Linked DNA regions of Homo sapiens: region 1 is linked to region 2. Evidence: read pairs that join two places in POLR2A ChIA-PET (ENCODE). Cell type or tissue: OCI-LY7. All regions are shown on one strand. Links, peaks and the distances in the headings refer to the core of each region. The heading gives the core; the rest is flanking DNA.

Evidence for each region. Peaks named below come from ENCODE experiments on the same cell type or tissue, not always from the same donor. Only the 100,000 strongest peaks of a DNase experiment are listed, where the experiment ranks them.
Region 1: POLR2A ChIA-PET joins it to region 2 with 17 read pairs; 2 of 35 experiments call an interaction of 5 or more read pairs at or near these places.

The regions. Positions count from the first base shown.
Region 1 is chr4:153,277,071-153,284,925 of GRCh38, forward strand. All of the region lies in intron 3 of TRIM2 (tripartite motif containing 2), which reads left to right. Among named protein-coding and RNA genes, the nearest start is that of MND1, 64 kb to the right of the region's middle. In OCI-LY7, for the core only: no CTCF peak of the experiment used is centred there; no DNase peak of the experiment used is centred there.
Region 2 is chr4:153,436,516-153,444,370 of GRCh38, forward strand. No RefSeq gene overlaps it. Among named protein-coding and RNA genes, the nearest start is that of TMEM131L, 26 kb to the right of the region's middle. In OCI-LY7, for the core only: CTCF peaks have their summits at 3,199 (motif pointing left) and 3,400; DNase peaks (open chromatin) are centred at 2,437, 3,106, 3,627 and 4,146; H3K4me3 peaks cover 2,500 bases; H3K27ac peaks cover 2,500 bases.

The DNA.
Region 1 (7,855 bases), core at 2,839-5,338, 160 kb before region 2:
CATTAGAGCAAAGCAATTCTTATTAGCCACACTACTGTTTGTTTACCTCATCTCCCAGCATTCTCTCTGCACACTGTGCTGGAGCCTCACCAGCCTCCTAGAACCTGCCAAATGGTTTCCCTCCTCGGGGCCTGGCTGTTCTGTTCCTTCTGCCTGGGTTGCTCTTTGTTTCCTCTTTATGTGGCGAGCTTATTCTCTTCCTTGAAGTCTCACTGCAAATTTCTCCTGCACACAGCAGTCTTCTCCACCTGTACCGTCTAACACAGGTTGCCTCTTACAGCTGGTTACCCTCCATCATGTCCCTGCTTTCTTTCCTCCCTGGTGCTCACTGTGGTCTGCTTGCCATCAGCTGTGTATTTGTGTACTTATTAGTCCTGGCTTTCCCTCTAGAATGTGAGCTCTGGGAGGGCAAGGACCTGTCATTAGACCCCTAGCACTGAGGGCAGTGTCTTATACATAGAAGTCAATAAATATTTGTTGAACAAATTTGCCAGACACCGTATTTGGCTCCTTAAACCCCCCTCTGCAAAGTAGTTGTTGGTTACTTTCACTTTATAAGATGAAGAAACTGAGGCTGAAACAGTTTAAGTCACAAAGCTTGCTGGGCACATTGTAAAAGCTAGCCCTGGAAGAAATAGCATCCTGAGCTTTCTGGTAGCCAAAACAAGAGAAGGACACCATGGCTTACACATCTGTAATAATTTAATTGAAAGCACACCAGGCTATTAATAGCTATCAGTTTTCCATGCATTTTATGCCAAGGGAAATTGATCATCTAAATTTTGTAAAAAGAACTTTTAAATGCTGCTTTTGAAAGCAGGTTGAGTATTTTCCTCATGACCACTTCTCACACTGGTGCTTAGTGAATGCTGAGGCTGTCTATGCCTGGAGCTTGCACTCTAAATACTAGTTATGGGAAGGTATTTCTATCAGGTGTAAGAGTGCCCCTTAAAATGAGGCTCTCTGGAGACGTGACTTGATAGAGGAGTAAAGTCTTAGAAACATTAGGTTGTTTTATTTTTTATGGGTTTTTTAGTTTTTGTTTTTGTTTCTGAGACAGAGTCTCAATCTGTCATCCAGGCTGGAGTGCAGTGGCACGATCATGGCTCACTGAAGCCTCGACCTCCTGGCTTAAGCGATCTTTCCACCTCAGTCCTGTCCTCTGCCCCAGTATCTGGGACTACAGGTGCATGCCACCACGCCCAGCTAATTTTTGTATTTTCTGTAGAGACAGGGTCTCACTATGTTGCCAAGACTGGTCTCAAACTCCTGGTCCCAAGTGATTCACCTGCCTTGGCCTCCCAAAGTGCTGAAATTACAGGTATGCGCCACTGTGCCCAGCCAAGCTAATATTTCTAACTGTCATTATTTCTCATTCTACATGACAGCCCCTTCATATCCCAAATTTACACCAGTGTCTATAGTAGGTCTCCTAATGTTTCTAAGGGCCAGACATGGTGGCTCATGCCTGTAATCCCAGCACTTTGGGAGGCTGAGGCAAGCCAATCGCTTGAGCCCAGGAGTTTGAGACCTGACTGGGCAACATGGCGAAATCCCACCTCTACCAAAAATACAAAAATCAGCTGGGCATGATGGGGCTGCACCTGTAGTCCCAGCTGTTCAGAGGCTGAGGTAGGAGGATCCTGTGGGTCCAGACATTGAGGCTTCAGTGAGCCATGATTGCGCCTCTGCGCTCCAACCCAGGTGACAGAGCAAGACTCTATCTCAAAAAAAAAAAAAAAAATTAAGAAAAAAAAAATAAATGTTACCTCCATAAGTAAAGTGAGAATGTCATGAAATTCAGGCAACAGCTTATAGCTCAAGGAAGCGGCTAGAACATGGAGACAGCGGAGTTGAGGGTGGGACACAGGTGGGCCTGAAAAGATAGATGTGGAGAGATTGGGATGAGCTGTGAATATCATTAAGAACATGTTTGACGTCAATTTCTTAAATTGCAAAAGCATCAAAGCCTTCTGAACAGGAGATAGGTATTTTATTGACATTTTGGAGGAATGGGGTGGCAGACACTAAAGGCTGGGAAACCAATTATGAGTTTACTGAATTGTCCAAATGAGAGATAAGAGATGGAACTAGAATGGCATCAATGGGCCTGGGGAAGACAGCGTGAATTTCAGAGAAAAGAGTACTCTTTGACTCAACAATCTGCCTCCCACAAATAAAAAGGCCTGTGCTAAAGTCTGTTAAGCTAAGCTATTAGATCGTGAGAACTTCAGCAACTAAAATTAATCTTATACTAGGTCACAAAGAAAATACCACTATATTTTCCCATTGTGTAAAGCAAGTTCCTGCCCTACAATGCACTAAAATTACATTAGTAACACATGTTTATGGGGAAAAAACAAATCTCCTTTAAAAGTTAATAATTATTTAATCAATAGAAAATAATAGAAATAATAGAAAATTGGACTATTTACAAAGTATTGGAAGTGGAAACTTTTTATATCCAATGTGTAGGGTCAAATCTCTACCCAGGAAATTTTATAGGTTTAAGTATTTTCCTTTATTTAAAAAGAATTCCAGCCTGGGCAACATAGTGAGTCCTCATCTCTACAAAAAAATCAAAACATGAGGCCGAGCACAGTGGCTCATACCTATAATCTCAGCACTTTGGGAGGCCGAGACAGGTGGATCACCTGAGGTCAGGAGTTCGAGACCAGCCTGGCCAACATGGTAAAACTCTGTCTCTATTAAAAATACAAAAATTAGCTGGGCATGGTGGCACATGACTGTAGTCGCAGCTACTCAGGAGGCTGAGGCAGGAGAATTATTTGAACCTGGGAAGCAGAGATTGCAATGAGCCAAGATTGTGCCACTGCACTCCAGCTTGGGCAACAGAGTGAGACTCTGTCTCAAAAAAAAAAAAAAAAAGCAGGGGGGGATAGTGGAGCAAGAGGATTGCTTGAGCCCAGAAGGTTGAGGCAGCAATGAGCTGTGATCGTGCCAAAGTACTCCTGCTTGGGTGATAAAGCGAGACCCTGCCCCTACCCCCACCCACCCCCCAAAAAAAGAATTCAACTCAAGTTAGAAAAAGAGTAATAAAATAAACATATGGAACATACACAAAGAAAGAAAAGAACAGAAATATCTACACATAGTATAGTAAGTTTATTAAATACATAGTATATATATTTCTGCATTGTAGGAAAAGCTAGAAAGGTCTCCCATTTCATTTGTGATACGCTTATAACCCTGATACCAAAACCTAATGAAGATAGAACAAAAAGAAAATCATTAGTAGCTTAATTAATGACATTGGCTGTAAAATTATTAATTAAAATACCCCAGCAAATTCCTTTTTTTTTTTTTTTTGCTGGGTCTCACTCTGTCACCAAGGCTAGAGTGCAAGTGGCACTATCTATCATGGTTCACTGTAACCTCCAACTCCAGGGCTCAAGTGATACCCCTGTCTCAGCCTCCAGAGTAGCTGGGACTACAGGAACATGCTACCATGCCTGGCTAATTCTTTAAGTTTTTGTTGAGAAAAGGTCTTATGTTGCCCAGGCTGGTTGCAAACTGGCCTCAAGGGATCCTCCCATCTGGACCTCCCAAAGTGCTAGGATTACAGGCATGAGCCACTATGTCCAGCCCACCAGCAAATTCTTTTTTTTTTTGAGACGGAGTCTCGCTCTGTTGCCCAGGCTGGAGTGCAGCGGCACGATCTTGGCTGACTACAAGCTCTGCCTCCCGGGTTCACACCATTCTCCTGCCTCAGCCGCCCGAGTAGCTGGGACTACAGATGCCCGCCACCAAACTTGGCTAATTTTTTGTGTTTTTAGTAGAGATGGGGTTTCACCATGTTAGCCAGGATGGTCTCGATCTCCTGACCTCGTGATCTGCCCGCCTCGGCCTCCCAAAGTGCTGGGATTACAGGTGTGAGCCACCGCGCCCAGCCTGCAAATTCTTAATATGTAAAAGCACTTACAAATTAAGAAAAATATGAGCATCATAAAAGAAAATGAGCAAATAACTCAGAAAATCCACAGAGGATATATAAATGCCTAAAAATCATTTATGGAAAAATGTCAAGCTTCACAGATAATCAGTTCTTTTCAAATTAACTACAAATTTTTTAAAAGGTAGTAACCAGCGCTCTTGAGAGTATGTATGGTGAGACATTTTCATATGCTGTGGGTGGAAGGGTAAATTGCTCTTCAGAAAGTTTACGTCAATTTGACAAAATATAATGAGTGTTTTATACAGCCTCTCATCTTTTAATCCAGTAATTCCACCAGTGGAAATATTTCTAAGGAAATAGCTAGAGCGGAAGATAAAGCTCAAAAATTGGAAATAATCTAAATGTGCAACATTAGGGGGCAAGAATGCTTGGCAAATTAGCAGCATGTGCCTTAAATCATTCTATTGTTTGATTATAGATTGTAGAAGTTCACTGCTGCTGTTTTGAAACAGAAGTCTTCATTGCATATTCAAGCCAAATTCATGCAATGTTCCAGATAAATTGCTGCAGTTAGTTGCTGTGAGTAGATCTTTAAAAACAATCCAAGCATCTGAAGGTTAATAAAATCAATTCATTAACAATAAAGCAGGGTGCTGCCATCCCCACTGTCTGATGCTGATTGGCACGTGTGGATGAAAGCCTGTCATCAACTTTAAGTGCTGTGACACTATCTGTCTTCTAATTAAACTGCCATGGTGGCATTGTTCAAATACAAAAGAAAAAGAAAAATAATGGTCAGTGATCTAACAGGTTCTTTGCACTTAAAGCAGACACTTGAGCTCATGCCTCATGGTCCCTGGAACACAAATGATCATTAAACCCTGTTATTGGTTGCTTAGGCACCTGACTATCAAGGGTGTCAAAGGTGCAAAGGAGAGGTCCTCATTAAGACTGCCCTGCCACTAACAAGTTTCCACTTCCATATCAGGATCAACTGTCAGTGCCCTTAAGAAGCCAAGCCTCAGGGTTGGCTGCAAGACCTTGACCATCTTTTTTGCATGTTAGGAATGCATAGGATCCTGCCAGTCTCTTCTGGTGAACATAAATGGTGACTATCCATCAACAACAAGCTCATCCTAGCTTTTGGCCTGCCCACCCACCCCAGGCCGCACCAGCATCATCTCACTGGAGATGGATGAAATGGATGAGCTCAGCAGAATTACACGCCCCACACAATTAGCTCTCAGCTTAAACCAAAGCTGTCAGAACCGAAGCACGAGCCTTTGAAAATGACTAGCTATTGATAATTCAAAATCATTTCAGGGCCTTGGCTTCCCAAGACACACTTAAGATATTGAACTAGGAATAATAAGCCAGGTCTGCTGCTGTCTCTTCAAAGCTGAGATCAATTTTTGTTTGTTTGTTTCTGAAGTAAAATTCAGGCTGGGCTTGGTGGCTCACTTTGGGAGGCCAAGGCAGGAGGATCACTTGAGGCCAGGAGTTTGAGACATGCCTGAGCAACAAAGTGAGACCCTTTCTCTACAAAAGTAAATAAATACATAAATACAAGATAAAAAATAAAATTCACATCACATAAAATTTAATATTTCAACAATTTTATTTGTTTGTTTGTTTTTTTGTTTTGAGACAGGATCTCACTCTGTCACCCAGGCTAGTCTCAAATTCCTGGGCTTAAGCAATCTGCCTGCCTCAACTTCCCAGAGTGCTGGGATTACAGGTGTTAAGGCACCGAGCCTGGCCTGTTTTTTTTGTTTTTCTTTTTATAATGATGTTTTTTATTTTTAATTTTTTTTTTGGAGACAAAAAAGTCTCACTCTGTCACCCAGGCTGGAGTGCAGTGGCATGATCATGGCTCATGGCAGCCTCAATCTCCTAGGCTCAAGTGATCCTCCCACTTCAGCCTCCCGAGTAACTGGGACTATAGGCGCATGCCACCAACCTAGCTAATTTTTTTTTTAAGAGATAGGTTTTGCTATGTTGCCCAGGCTGGTCTCCAACTCCTAGGCTCAAAGGATCCTCCTGCCTGGACCTCCCAAAGTGCTGGGATTACAGGAGTGAGCCACTGCACCAGGTCTCAACCATTTGGAAAAGCACAACTAATGTGGTTTTTAGTATAGTCACAAAGTTGAGCAAACATCACCACTGTCTAAATTTCAGAACGTATTCATCACCCCAAAAAGAAACTCCATGCCCTTTAAGCAGTCACCTCCTACTCCCTCCTCCCACTAATCCCTGGCAACCATCAGCCTGCATTCTGTCTCTGGATTTGCCACTTACGGACATTTGATATAAATGGAATCATACAATATGTGAGTTTTAGAGTCTGGCTTCCATCAATTAGCATGTTTTCAAGGTTCATCCATGTTATGGTATATTAGTACTCTTTTTAATGGCTAAATAATATTCCATTATATAGATATACCACAATTTATCGATTCATTCATCAGTTGATGGACATTTGAGTTGTTTCCACTTTTTGGCTGTTATGAATAATGCTGCTGTGAACATTCATGTACATGTTTTTGTGTAGACATATGCTTTCAGTTGTCCTGGGTATGTACCTAAAAGTGGAATTGCTAGACCATATGATAATTCCATGTTTAACTTTTTAAGGAACCGTCAACTGTTTTTTTTCTTTTTTTTTTTTTTTGAGACAGAGTTGCTCTTTTGCCAGGCTGGAGTGCAGTGGCGGAAACTTGGCTCACTGCAACTTCTGCCTCCCAGGTTCAAGCAATTCCCTTGCCTCAGCCTCCCAAGTAGCTGGGACTACAGGTGCATGCCACCACGCCCCGTGAATTTTTTGTATTTTTAGTAGAGACGGGGTTTCATCATCTTGGCCAGGATGGCCTTGATCTTTTTTTTTTTTTTTTTTTTTTTTTTTGAGACAGAGACTTGCTCTGCTGCCCAGGCTGGAATGCAGTGGTGCAATCTCAGCTCACTGCAGCCTCTCCTCCTGGGTTCAAGCAATTCTCCTGCCTCAGCCTCCTGAGTAGCTGGGATTACAGGTGCATGTCACCATGCCCAGCTAATTTTTGTATTTTTTTTTTTTTAAGTAGAGATGGGGTTTCACCATGTTGGCCAGGCAGGTCTCAAACTCCTGACCTCAGGTGATCCGCCCACTTCGGCCTCCCAAAGTGCTGGGATTACAGGCATAAGCCATTGCGCCTGGCCTGGTTTTTTTTGTTTTGTTTTTTGTTTTTTGGTTTTTTTTTAGACAGAGTCTCACTCTGTTGCCCAGGCTGGAGTGCAGTGACGTGATCTTGGTTTACTCCAACCTCTGCCTCCTGGGTTCGAGTGATTCTCCTGCCTCAGCCTCCTGAGTAGCTGGCATTACAGGCGCCCACCACCATGCCTGGCTAATTTTTTTGTATTTTTAGTAGAGATGGGGTTTCCGCTGTGTTGGCCAGGCTGGTCTTGAATTCCTGGCCTCAAGTGATCTGCCAGCCTTGGCCTCCCAAAGTGCTGGGATTACAGGCATGAGCCACCATGCCTGGCCTGGAACCACCAACTGTTTTCACAGTGGCTGCACCAGTTTACATTTCCACTAGCAAAGCATAAGGGTTCTAATTTCTCAGCATCTTTACCAACCCTTATTATTATTTGACTTTTTCATCCTGACTTTTGATTCTAGTGAGTATGCAGTGATATCTTGTTGCGGTTTTGATTTGCATTTGCCAAATGATTAACAATGTGGATCATATTTTCATGTGCTAATTGACCATTTGTATATCTTCTTTGGAGAAAGTCTATTCAAGTTCTTTGCCCGTTTTTGAATTGCGTTGTTTATCTTTTTGTTGTTGAGTTGTAGAATTTTTAATATGTTCTGGATTATTATACCCTTATCAGATATATGACTAGCCATATTTTCTCCCATTTTGTGGGGTTTCTTTTCACTTTCTTATTAGTGTCCTTTGATTC
Region 2 (7,855 bases), core at 1,887-4,386:
ATGGCGTCTTTTGACCTTATTCCCCCAAACCAAAATTTTCTCCCTCCCTCCCTTCCTTCTTTCTCTTTCTCTCTTTCTCTCTTTCCTTCTTTCGAGACAGAGTCCCACTCTGTCACTCAGACTGGAGTGCAGTGGTGCAATCTTGGTTCACTGCAACCTTCGCCTCCTGGGTTCAAGCAATTCTCCTGCCTCAGCCTCCTGAGTAGCTGCGACTACAGGTGCCCGCCACCACACCTGGCTAATTTTTGTATTTTTGGTAGAGATGGGGTTTCACGATATTGACCAGGCTAGTCTCGAACTGCTGACCTCAAGTGATCCTTCTGCCTCAGTCTCCCAAAGTGCTGGGAATACAGGCTTGGGCCATGGCGCTCGGCCACAAAATGTCCTTTTGCTGCAGGGCACCTGCTGTAATGGCAGCTGGGGAGGCTGCATGATCAGTCTCACCTTGGTTTTTAAATGATCAGCTGGCCCTGAAAATAGTTTCCAAAACTCATTGAGCTATGAAATTTCTGTTAAACACAGCAACCAGGCATCACCAAGATTTATCAATAACACAGTGGCCCATCTAGTAATGCCCAGAGCAGGAACCTAAGAAAATATCAGCATATACTTACAGCCAATACACAGATCTGTCTCCCATGGATATAACTCAGAAATTACAAAAGGGAAATAGTAGACACTATAGTTTTTAAGCCTTTTAATTTTTTTTTTTTTTTTTTTTTTTGAGATGGCATCTTGCTCTGCTGTTGCCCAGGCTGGAATGCAGTGGCTTGATCATAGCTCACTGCATCCTTGAACTCCTGGGCTCAAGGGATCCCTCCGACCTCAGCTTCCTGAGTAGCTGGGACTACAGGTGTGGGCCACTATGCCTGGCTAATTTATTTTTTATTTTTGTAGTGACAGGGTCTCATTTTGCTGCCCAGGCTGGTCTCGAACTCCTGGCTTCAAACAACCTTCCTGCCTTGGCCTCCCAAAGTACTGAGATTATAGGTGTGTGCTACCACACCCAGTTCCTTTTTAATTTTTAAAAGATTTTAGATTTTTTTTTTTGAGGCAATCCTTTCACATTTCTCACAACTCATCGTGAGTTGTTTTAATGTAAAGTTATTTTCCAGCAGATTGAAACAGTGAAGACCTCTGTATTCCAGGAGGGCAAGTGTTCTGCCTCTTCAAGATAGCTGAAGGAAAGGAAACTGTATAGCTCCCTGCAGTTTAAAAGTTAGTTGCGCACTGATTGCTTCATGAATAAAGCTGGAAGATCTAAGTTTGGGAGTGAAGGAAAGAGGATCTGCGGCCGGGCGCGGTGGCTCACGCCTGTAATCCCAGCACTTTGGGAGGCCGAGGCGGGCGGATCACAAGGTCAGAAGATCGAGACCACAGTGAAACCTCGTCTCTACTAAAAATACAAAAAAAAAAAAAAAAAAAAAAAAATTAGCCGGGCGCGGTGGTGGGCGCCTGTAGTCCCAGCTACTCGAGAGGCTGAGGCAGGAGAACGGCGTGAATACGGGAGACGGAGCTTGCAGTGAGCCGAGATCGCGCCACTGCACTGCAGCCTGGGCGACAGAGCGAGACTCCGTCTCAAAAAAAAAAAAAAAAAAGAAGATCTGAAAGAGAAAAATTGGAGAATACAGTCCCAGAGATTCATATTTCTAGACTCAGATCTCATGGACATTTTTGCCTGATGTGAAAAAACATTGTCCTGGCCAGGTGCAGTGGCTCACGCCTGTAATCCCAGCACTTTGGGAAGCTGAGGCGGGCAGATCACCTGAGATCGGGAGTTGGAGACCAGCCTGACCAACACGGAGAAATCCCATCACTACCAAAAATACAAAATTAGCCAGGCATGGTGGCGCATGCTTGTAATCCCAGCTACTCAGGAGGCTGAGGCAGGAGAACTGCTTGAACCCAGGAGGCAGAGGTTGTGGTGAGCCAAGATCACACCACTGCACTCCAGCCTGGGCAACAAGAGCAAAACTCCATCTCAAAAAAAAATACACTGTCCTGCCCAACCACACTCGCTGGTTTACTGCTCCCAAACCTTGAATAAAATTCTACAAGAAGATGGTGTATTGATGATCCATTCTATGCCTATCATTCTGCATCTGACTTCAAGTCTGTTTTATGACAGTTTCCATGTCTCCTTTAAAGAGCCCTTTGCTTTTGCAGGAAAATGAAAGATATTACCAGTCTTACAAAAGCATGTGGCTTCATATATTTTGAGTGCTATGAAATATTAATTTTTCTAAAACTGACATTATTTAGCAATTGGAAATGTGTTAGCTCTAACTTTCTTTTATGGGTACTTTTCTGTGGTTATAATATACAAAATTAAATTTACCACTTTGATCATTTTTAGGTGTATAGCTGTGCGGCATTAAGTACATTTTAGGGGCATTTTAAAATCTCTTCCTACTCTCAGTGCAGAGGTTCCTTCCTGCTTTCTCTATAAGTCATATCCAGCAGATAGTATTTAGGAACCCTTCATTTCTCAACTTTGTTTTGACAAAATTAGGAGTAATTCTATTACCTCTTTTTAAAAATCGGGATTCTAGGCCGGGAACAGTGGTGCACGCCTGTAATCCCAGCAATTTGGGAGGCCAAGGCAGTCAGATCCCTTGAGGCCAGGAATTCCAGATCAGCTTGGGCAACATGGTGAAACTCCACCTTTATTTTTTCAAAAAAGCGATTCTAAAGTGGAGTGGATGAAGGACTATGTCTTTCTTACTGGTTTATTGCTCGTCTGTGACTTTTTATTCACTAAAGATCCCTCTTAGGTAGATCTTAAACTTTCTCTCGCTCAGACTAAGTGATTTCAGTTTCATTATCTATTAATAGATACCTTTGCCCACACTTTAGTCGTGGAGTTCTCACAGTGGTTCTTCTCTGATACCTTGCCCAAGGTTATTTATATCCTGTTAATTTAAAAGTCTAGTAGTAGTGTCTGTAAACGCCGCTTAAAATAAAACTCACCAAGGGTTTGCCAGAATAGGTTTCTGGAGAAGAATCGCTGGTGTGAGCAGGAGCTCTGTCCCAGTGGGGCTGCTGAGTGTCACCCACTCCCCCACTGCGATTTTCTCACTGTCAGTCCCACCGCTTCCTGCCACTTGGTCTGGCTGGTCTTTTTTTTTTTTTTTTTTTTTGAGACAGGGTCTTGCTCTGCCACCCAGTGCCCAGGCTGCAGTACAGTGGCATGATCTCGGCTCACTACCTGGCTCAAGAAATCCTCCCACCTCAACCTCCTGAGCAGTTAAGACTACAGGCACATGCCACCATGCCTGGCTAATTTTTTTTTTTTTTTTTTTTTTTTTGTAGAGATGAGGTCTCACTATATTGCCCAGGCTAATCTAGAACTCTTGGGCTCAAGAAATCCTCCCGCCTCGGCCTCCCAAAGTGCTGGGATTCCAGGCATTAGCCACCGTGCCCAGGCTGGTCTCACCTTAAAAGCAACCGCCCAGATGAAGAAAAGCATTGCTTTCTTCAGTTCCTTATAGTTGAAACAGTATGACAGTAGGATAAACAATGGAGATGTTAAACTACGTTTTCCAGAGCAGACCTGATTTCAAATACCCTGAGCCATTGTCATACCTCATGTCAGGCAGTTGATTTGCTTATTCAGAAAACGTCCAAACTATCAATGGAGACTAAATGGAGGAGAAGTTACCCAAGCACCCCAAGAATAAGATGCGCCTCGAGACCATCTTAGTGCTCACTCGTGCCCCTCCCAACACGGTTCCTTTAACGTTGGTCCTTGATGAATATTTGTTGACTGAATAAATGAGTGGGGGATGGCCAGGTGCGGTGGCTCACGCCTGTAATTCCAGCACTTTGGGAGGCCGAGGCGGGTGGATCACCTGAGGTCAGAAGTTCAAGACCAGCCTGGCCAACATGATGAAACCCCATCTCTACTAAAAATACAAAAAATTAACTGGGTGCGGTGGTGGGCTCCTGTAGTCCCAGCTACTCAGGAGGCTGAGGCAGGAGAATCGCTTGAACCCAGGAGGTGGAGGTTGCAGTGAGCTGAGATCGTGCCACTGCACTCCAGTTTGGGCAACAAAAGTGAAACTCCATCTCAAAAAAAAAAAAGAGTGGGGGATGGACAGGTTTTAGAGACATAACAGCCCCTGGTAAGCAGAGTGACCCAAAAGGGGAAGCAGGGGCAAGTTCGGCAAGTTAGAGTGAGAGTAATTTTTGACCTAACGCAGGTGGGGAAGAAAATGAAAACCTGAATAGGTTTGAATTTGATCATATCGTGCTGGCTGTGACAACCCTAAATGATTTACAAATGGCTCATTAAAAAAAAAAAAAAAAAAAAAAAGTGTATCATCCGAATCCTCAACAAGAAAAAAAAGGAGCAAGAAAAAAGAATTCTCTTTTGTCCCTCCTACCCACATCTTTGCATGCCTGTCACCCCTCATGGATGCCATCCTCACTGTTCAGCGTCCTGTCCCCCTGATGCCCCATGGCTCTCACTTTACACTGATACAGCCAAACGTATCAGGAAGAACCAAATGTCTTCCTCCAAACTACACTTTGTCCTAAAACTATTCCTTTTAAAAACACACTTCAAATAAAGTTTTCAGTTCCTCAGAGTTGGGAAACTGTTCGATTGCCTTGTTATATGCATACTTAAGCCATACTCATCAGGTACTTAGTGATCAATACGTGTCTCCAATTACTTGATTAAAATACTGTAAGTCTGAATGACTGATAGGCTTCATTCTCCCAGGGAACATCTATGTTTTCTAAATTTCATTAGCCTAAATGAATCTAATTGATAAAATATATTAGGACCCTTCTGTGACAATTGTGGGCAATGTTCTCTGTCTACTGTCAGGCTGGAAATAGAGCTGTCAGTGACTTGGTATCCCAGTTTTATCCTGTTATAGTCTGTGGGAAGCCATTGTACATCAGTAGGGGAAAAGGCATAATACAAACATTTTAGAAAGTTTACTAGAGCAGGCCGGGTGCGGTGGCTCACTCCCATAATCCCAGCACTTTGGGAGGCCAAAGTGGGTGAATCACCTGAGGTCAGGAGTTCGAGACCAGCCTGGCCAACATGGTGAAACCCTGTCTCTACTAAAAATACAAAAAAAAGAAAAAATTAGCCTGGTGTGGTGGCACGCGCCTGTTAATTCCAGCTACTTGGCTCAGGAGGCTGAGGCAGGAGAATTGCTTGAACCTGGGAGGTGGAGGTTGCAATGAGCCGAGATTGTGCCACTGCACTCCAGAGTGGGAGACAGTGCAAGACTCTGTCTCAAAAAAAAAAAAAAAAAAAAAGAAAGAAAGAAAAAACAAAGTTTACTAGAGCAGTAAAGTTTAGTCTAGAGTTCCAGGAGGACTCTACCAGGTGATTTCTACTGCTGCTGGTCCTGGTGCTCATTGCCATTTAGGCTGAGTCCAGTGGAGGAAAGTAGGTAGATTCTGAGCTTAGTGATCCTGAGGAGTGCTACCTGGTTCTGAAACATGCACCAAACACTTAGGATGTACTAGGGGTTGGGGATACAAAGTAAGTGAGATAGAAAAAGGGTGATCAAGTCTACCTGAGGGGAGCACAGAAGAGAGGGTGACCAACTCTGCCTGAGGGAATAGAGGCGACAAGTAACCAAGTCTACTTTGAGAAAATGTAGACAAGAAGGTCATCCACTCCACTTGAGAAAGCTGCAGAAGGCTTCACCAAATAGAAAGGACTGAGCCTCACAGCACTTGCCATCTTGTTCTCATGTAGTTATAAAATCTTTTTGCCGGGCGCAGTGGCTCACGCCTGTAATCCCAACACTTTGGGAGGCCAAGGTGGGTGGGTCACCTGAGGTCAGGAGTTCAAGACCAGCCTGGCCATACAAAAATTAGCTGGGTGTGGTAGTACATGCCTGTAATCCCAGCTACTAGAGAGGCTGAGGCAGGAGTATTGCTTGAACCCAGGGGGCGGATGTTGCAGTGAGCTGAGATCACGCCACTGCCGTCCAGCCTGGGTGACAGAATGAGACTCTGTCTCAAAAAAAAAATAAATAAAATAAAATAAAATCTTTTTATAAATCTGGCTTTACTACTCTGCTGCTCCTTGAGGGCAGAGATTGCTTGTTCCAAGGTTTAGGGTAGATTAATGTACTACTTGGTATAGCATAATCATTGCTATAATTACTATTTTTAAATTTATTATTTACGTATTTATTTTTAGAGACATGGTTTCCCTATGTTGCCCAGGCTGGCCTTGAACTCTTGGGGGCTCAAGTGATCCTCCCACCTTAGCCTTCCAAGTATCTGGGACTATAGGAGTGAGCCACTGTGCCCAGCTGTAATTATTTTTGAAAGAGTTGACATCTTTTGTCTTGAAAGATGAGTAGAAATGCATAGGAAAGAAAGGATAAGGTAGCACATGTGGAGAGAGAACACCATAGCAAAATCACGGAGTTGGGAAATCCAGTGTGGTTGTTAGGAACACAATTAATTCATTTCTGGGGTTTGGAGTGACTGGGGGATAGGGATTGGAATAGAGGAATGCTAGAAGTGTGGCCAAGGATCAGTGTGAAGGGCCTTATAGGCTCTGCTAAGAATTTGGACTTCATTCTGCAACAGGAACCCATTCACAGTTTTAAAGCAGAGAATTAATTAGGTCAAATCTGTTTTAGAGGGATTACTGGCAGCAACATTGAGAGAGATAGGAGTGAAGGGAGGTTAGAGGCAACAGTCGGCAGTCCTTTTGTGAGTGGGGAGTGGAGGGACAGACATTTGAGAGAAAATTCAGAGTAGCACTCTTAGGATTAAGAGAATAGAAGGAGTTGAAGATTACATCAAGTTTTTAGTTTGAATTTGAACATTTGAGCATATAAGAAGAGAAGCAAGAAGGGGGAAGGAAGGAGAGATGATTAATTCAATTTTGAATACTTTGAGTTTGAGGAGCCTGCACATTCCAGGGAGAGCCATTGTATATGCAGCTGGTAGCCTGGAGGACAGGTTGGGGCCAGAGATACAGTTTGGGCTGCCGTAGTTGGAACCATTTGATTGGGTGAGGAACCCAGAGAGATCACATGGAGAGAGAAGAGAAACAGTCAAGCCCAGGGGAAACTGAGATTCCCTCCGTTCTTTTTGAAAGTTCAATGTCTTTCTCCCTTTTATAGAAATTATCTAAAAACCAACAACAGATCACAGTAAGTAGAAATGCCAATTTTTACCCCCAGAAATTCTTTAACTTCTGGCACTCTAAGAGGTGAGCTGGCACTTTCAGATTCAGGAGTGCTTGTCTGGGAGTTGACAGCTGTGTAACTTTAGGTAATGCAAGGCCTTTGGTGGAGTCAGCTCATTCAGGAGTCTACCAACAGCTCTTGAAATGTCTGCACATGAATCCCCAGGTGCAGGAGCCAGCCCAGCGCAGAGGGAGAAGCTTGAGTCAGAGCATCAACACAATGGAACTTTCAACATCCCTGTTCTTTTTTTCTTTTCCGTTGAAGTGGAGTTTTGCTCTGTTGCCCAGGCTGGAGTGCAGTGGCACGATCTCCGCTCACCACAACCTCCACTTCCCGGGTTCAAGTGATTCTCCTGCCTCAGCCTCCTGAGTAGCTGGGACTGCAGGCGCCTGCCACCATGCCCAGCTAATTTTTGTATTTTTAGTAGAGACGGGATTTCACTATGTTCAAGGCCAGGCTGGTCTTGAACTCCTGACCACGTGATCTGCCTGCCTCAGCCTCCCAAAGTGCTGGGATTACAGACGTGAGCCACCTTGCCCAGCCTCAACATCCCTTTTCTTATTCGCTATCTTGAAATATCTGAAGACTTTGTGATGGCAAGTGGTTCAAGCATTTTCTGGTGGTGACCACTGCGGGGAACCACAGGCCAGGTGAATGAGAGAGGCCTCTCTATC